Regions from separate parts of the Homo sapiens genome. Here region 1 is linked to region 2. Evidence: chromatin contacts called from ENCODE Hi-C data. All regions are on one chromosome and are shown on one strand. Each heading gives the region's core, a stretch centred on a gene start or an enhancer-like site at or near the end of the contact. The rest is flanking DNA. Distances are from core to core; before and after follow the strand shown. Region 1 overlaps NRIP1 (nuclear receptor interacting protein 1). Region 2 holds the start of HSPA13 (heat shock protein family A (Hsp70) member 13).

Region 1 (2,700 bases), core at 61-2,560, 620 kb after region 2:
ACAAATTTCTTAAGTGTCGCCCACAAAATCCAAAATATCAGTTTAAATCATCACACTTAAAATATTGTACTTGTCCTGATTCTACTTCAGTCAAAAAGCAACTGGGTATAAATTCTGAGAAAACTGCTTTGCTAATATCATAATGTTGAAGGTAACTTTCTCTACACAATGTCATTTTGTGGATAAAAAAATAACTGCCATGTGTGCTTCTATACATAATACACATAAAGAAAATATCAACCACAAAATTACTCTCTTAGATTGTTCTGCTCCAATCCTGCAGAGGTGATATACATTAAGTCTCAAGCACAGAAAGCCAATGCACTTGGACTTTGTCCAACTAATTTATTTGGTAGTTAACATTCGCAGGCAGTGAAGGAGGAACATGGGGAAACAAGCCCCACCAAGGGGAGCAGATCCAATATGGCTACCGAGTGTTCATGGACATGGTTTCATTGTGCCTTAAAATGTCATGCATGTTCAGAAACAACTTTCTTAAAGTCCATTTTTAACTAAGATTAATTTTTTTTCCATAGAAAAAAGATGGTCTTCCTACATCAGTTCTTTGAAAGTTGAGAAACCTGAATGATACGTGCTGTTATTTCTAAAGAGGCAGGAGAAAATTGCTTAACTAGACTTCTAAATCACAAATGGATAAAAGTGAGGAAGAGAGAAGGTGAGGCAATAAAGAAGCACTTTACTCACCCACCTCCAACACATTATAAATAAATCACAGTTGCCAGAGGGAAAAGTGTGTAACTCCTAGTTCCTAAGTCCAGCCATGTGATAATGTTTCTAGGAGATAGATGTCATGGGGAGAAAACTTCTCCATGAAAAGTTTATCTGAGAATTTGATTTATAAATTATATTTCATCATTTAAAAACTGGGCATTTATAAATTCTCTTAAGTTTAGAATGCAACCCTCTAAAGTCAGACATAAGGAATTCAAAGCAATGACAAATAGATAGGAATGAAGGAGTTAATGCCTTTAGAATTCAGCTTCCATCATACATGGGTGACTATCTCTTTAAATAATTTAAATCCTCTCCATCAACTACAAAGCTGTTTTGAAGCCATTTAGCTTTGTTCTTTACATGTGTTCTAATTAAGAGATGACCTTGTCATCACACACACCAGAAATCCGGGATTATTTCCTACAGCAAAAATTCACAGAGCCCCCCAAAGAAGAAAAAGGGGGGTAAAAAAGTCTTCTTCCTCAGTTCCTCACTAAAGGAAGTTGTTGGTTGGTTGAACGCTGAGGCAGTTTCACCGCATAATTTTTTTGTTGTTGTTGAATGTCACAGGGCGGGTTAGTGTGACCTTGAGCTGCATCAGCAGCACAGCAAGGGTCGAGATGCCTGCAGGCGCCCTTGTACTGGATTTGCAAGACAAAAACCTTCAAACTGGCTGAAGGACATCTTAAATCTCTTCAAAGGTTTTCCGAACTAATCTGGGCTGCTCTTAGCAGGATCTGTGCCAGTGTGAGAAGCAAAATTAAAAACAAGGTCTTTGACAGGATGTTGTCTCCTCTTAACCCTTCCCAAGCAGAATAGAACAAACCACCAGCATTCTGGAGAGAGGGTTTACCTAGAAGCATTCTTTTATAACAAATTATGTAAGCAGACAATCACAAAGAATGGGGCAGTTATTAGTTCTCAAAAGTAAACAACCCTTCCATTGTGCTTATTAAAGAATTCAGGTCGAATTCTTTCTTGACTATATTTCAGTGTAGTGAATGTAAAACTTAAAGCTCTATTTGTATCTTTCAGATTTGTAGCACAGTCACAGGTTAAGACTAAAAAATATTTCCATCAATATTTATCTCTAGAATTTTCATTTTTAAAAAAAAATACATGGTTTTAGTTGGTTAAGTCACAAACTTCACGCATACTGCATATAGCTTACTAAAATTACAGGTAAGGAAAATTACATTATAGCATGTTTACTAAATTTCTTATTCCCAACATGATGAATACATTCTTAAGACGGAAAAAAAAAATCATTAGAATAGTGAGTAACACAAGTAAAACAAGGTAAAGCAATCTCGGTCTTGTTATAAAAACATCAGCATGACATTTGATGTTTTAGCATTACCAGTGCATGGGCCAAAAGAGAAAGTATTAATGCCAGTAGAGGGTGTTTGATTCTTCCCTGGCAATGCTCTCAAAATTTAATTTAGTAGCTAAAGTAGGCAAATGTTTAAATCATTACTCTAGAACAACAAAAGGAAAAAGGTGAATAAAATAGTCCTGGCTTTCAAGAAATAAATAGTCTGGTGGAACAAACAGCTGTAATGCTTAAATCACAATATATGCTAAAATCAGTGTGTCTCCATCTATAACATGCTGGTTTGTCATCATCAGATATAAGGTATGTCATGATTAGTTCTAAAGAGTATTTAGTGTAAGTATTTAGTGTTAAGTACAGAATTTAATAAGGTCTAAGAGGTTGCAAATTATTCCCTTTTAAAAAAACAGACTAAATAAATTCAAGATAACTTGGGTGATAACCACACTTTCACTCACTTGGATTCAGGTATGTTTTCCTGAACAGGACAGGAAAAGGACAGAGTAATAACACCTAGTGAGTAAATAAGACCCGAGAGTGCACAGTGCCGGTGATTTTCTTCCTTAGTCTCTGTGCCAAAGGAGAGAGAGTATATACTGTGCTAAATGCAATGACTGAAATATGTAAAAAGT
Region 2 (2,700 bases), core at 68-2,567:
CAATAATATTTGTGCAGATGCTGACAAGAAACAACATTTATCTGGAGCAAAAGCCAGATATAATCTAATATTCTTGATCAATTGATATTTAGATTTTACAGCTTTATAAAAAGCTTCGATTATCTTTTTTTAAAAGCTCCATTATTAAAATTCTCACAAGAAAAACTTTATTATTTTATAAGTCTAAAATTCTCTCCTCGTATCTCACCTCCTTTTCCCTTTCAAAAGGATGAAATGAATAAATGGGATAAAATGATTTTGAAAGTTCCTTAGATATGAAACTGTCACTTCAAAACAGAACACAGTTAACTTTTTATGTATTTAAGTATGAACTAGGGACTTCCTTCTTGCAGTGGTAATATTTAGGGGAGAAGAAGCATAAAGGTGGGCAACCCTGACGGCAACATCTATGAAAGCTTCTTGAAGACAAGTTTCGTTCACTGTTGTATCCCCCAGACCAGGAATAGCAGATGCCCAACAAATACTAATTTAAAAAAAAAAGAAAAAAGAGTAGGAACAAATGCCACGCAGATTGTAAACATAAGCGAAGAAAGATGCCCCTTTAGTTTTTAATGAATCTCGTATTTGGTATCAGGAGGCTGTGTTATACACCTGTGTCCGCTCATATTACATATGACCCAAAACATGAATTTTCAGGGCTCTGTGTTACTAATTGTTAGCTCATCCTCATCAACACATAACTCAAAGAAATAAAACCAAGTGCGAATCCCACTTTCCACTTCCAGCTACAGGCAACATTTCAGAAGCATTTCATCACCTTGGAGACGCGGGGTGGGTGTGTGTGTGGGTGGGGGATAGGTAATTCCAAACCCGATGTGATGGAAAAAGCCTCCAAATTCAGCATCCCTGAGCCGACAGATCCGGATGTAGCTCCTCCCCCTTCCTCCACAAAGGGGTCCTGGAGGTGCACGTTCTCGCAGCCTTCCATAGCTTGCCCCAATTCAACAGGCAATTCAAAAACCTAGGTGCTGTTGAAAGGAACGCCTCCCTAAGCCTGATGTCCCTGGGATGGACACAGCTGGTCGCCGTCTATCCTACCTTGGCCTGCAGGGGCCGGGGCCCTCCTAGAGGCGTCCCCGCCCCCATCCACTCCGAACAGCCGAAAACCGTCTCTAAGTCACCTTTCTGACTCCCCTTCCGCTGCTCCAGCTAGATCCAGGAGGTGAGTCAACCACCCCTGCCCACTCTGGCATCCTCAGATCGCCTCTACGCCCGCAAGAGCAACAAGGACCCCCGGGAACCCACCTAAGATCGTCATCTCTCTGGCCATCACAGTCCCGCCGAACAGGCTTGTGATGACTGTACCAGACGTGAGGCACCGCCCCCACTCCTCCCGGCAGTCCCGCAGCCCCCTGGGAAATGTAGTCCGCTTGCTCTGAGGCAATCGGAGAAGCTATCGCTCTGACCAAAGCAAGGACTTCATCTACCGTGAGGGCGCGGGGCAAAGAGCCTCCATTCAACCGCTGCCAGTGACGACTGAGTCCCCCTTCCACGCAACGGCCGGCAGGACCAGTGAGACTGAGGGGGAGGAGCGCCGTGGCGAGAGACTGGCGTTTATAATCAAACCTGTGGTCCCGCGATCCTACTTGAGGGAAAACAGGCTATCTCTTTAGCCCCGCCCCGCGCTTTGCATTCTGGGAAGCGGAGTTCCAGCCTTTCTCTTTCCGCGGGAGGGAATGAAAGGGAGGGTGAGAACCGTTAGTTATTTCTTTCTTTGGTCGTGCCCCTAATCAGGTCCAGGATTCGAGTTTGTGTTCTTTCGTTTTAATTCCTTTTAAAGCGCGTTCGTTTGCCTGAGATCTAGCTTCTAGATGGCGTTCCTATAGCCTCCCGGAGCCCCAGCCATCCTCCGTAGAAGGGTCCCTGCCGCAGTGCGGGGCCTGAGGGAAGTCGGCTCTGGCGTCCGTGCTCCAACGCTGGGAGCAGCCCTGAAACTCCAGTGACCCTCAGCCGTCTGCCTTTGTTTTGGGATAAATGAATTCAAGCATTCTTCAGTCAATTCGATTTATCCAAGGGATCAGGGACACATTTTCTCTATTGCTAGCACTGACGTGGGCCATTAAAAACAAAAACAAAAACGAAATTAAAAAGAAAACCCTTAGCTCTCTCTTCAAGTAAGTCTTAAGTGGCCAAAATTGACCTTATGGGCAAGTCCTGTAACGTGACAGCCATTTTAGGACGCTTGTGACATGCTGTTCAGGTTCTAGTCTGAAGTAGGATTTTTCTCGCATCTTGGTCACTGGTAGCACTTAATGACTCCTCTGAGAGTGGTTTTGTCATTTTTGCTGTTAGAGTTCACGATAACTAAGATCCTGGAGAATTGAATCCATTTTCTCAGCTTAGATATAAATCAAACCATCCCTGTTGACAACACGTCAGCCTGCTGTGGGAATACATTGCTGGTTATTTCTGACTTATCAATGTGAATTTTGATTATGGAAGCTGAATTCTGGTTGATAGGGATCCATTGTAATGTTCTCTCTACTTTTGCGCATTTTTAAGTATTTCATAATGCGAAATATAAAAAGTGTGTGTCTATAGTGAGTGCTGTTCAATAAGATTCTTATAAGGAGTGAAGAATTCAAGCACTTAGTTCTTAAGTATTACTTGTAATGGGCAGTGGGCTGGAGGTGTTCCAGGCAGACGGAACTCAATTACCAAGAGCACAGAAGCAAGAGA

The links. A loop is a pair of places that touch in the nucleus more often than their neighbours do. Pooled maps may share reads with other maps.
Region 1: a loop to region 2 is called in a map of naive thymus-derived CD4-positive, alpha-beta T cell, with 3 times the contacts of the local background. The contact joins the enhancer-like site here to the promoter of HSPA13 in region 2. A Hi-C loop is called at or near these places in 2 of 168 maps with a recorded cell type or tissue (chondrocyte and naive thymus-derived CD4-positive, alpha-beta T cell), 1 of 37 single-sample maps with no recorded cell type and 10 of 50 pooled maps.

The regions. Positions count from the first base shown.
Region 1 is chr21:15,004,186-15,006,885 of GRCh38, forward strand. All of the region lies in intron 3 of NRIP1 (nuclear receptor interacting protein 1), which reads right to left. Among named protein-coding and RNA genes, the nearest start is that of NRIP1, 59 kb to the right of the region's middle. RefSeq lists an enhancer at 834-1,769. Within about 2 kb of position 1,311, at least 8 of the 41 ENCODE cell types and tissues checked have a DNase peak (open chromatin) inside an H3K27ac peak, as active enhancers do.
Region 2 is chr21:14,381,829-14,384,528 of GRCh38, forward strand. It overlaps HSPA13 (heat shock protein family A (Hsp70) member 13), which reads right to left and starts at 1,318. Exons shown (of 5, transcript NM_006948.5): 1 at 1,267-1,318. The coding sequence starts at 1,291. It overlaps LOC105369304 (a long non-coding RNA gene), which reads left to right and starts at 938. Exons shown (of 2, transcript XR_007067924.1): 1 at 938-2,700. RefSeq lists enhancers at 1,025-1,334, 1,725-1,854.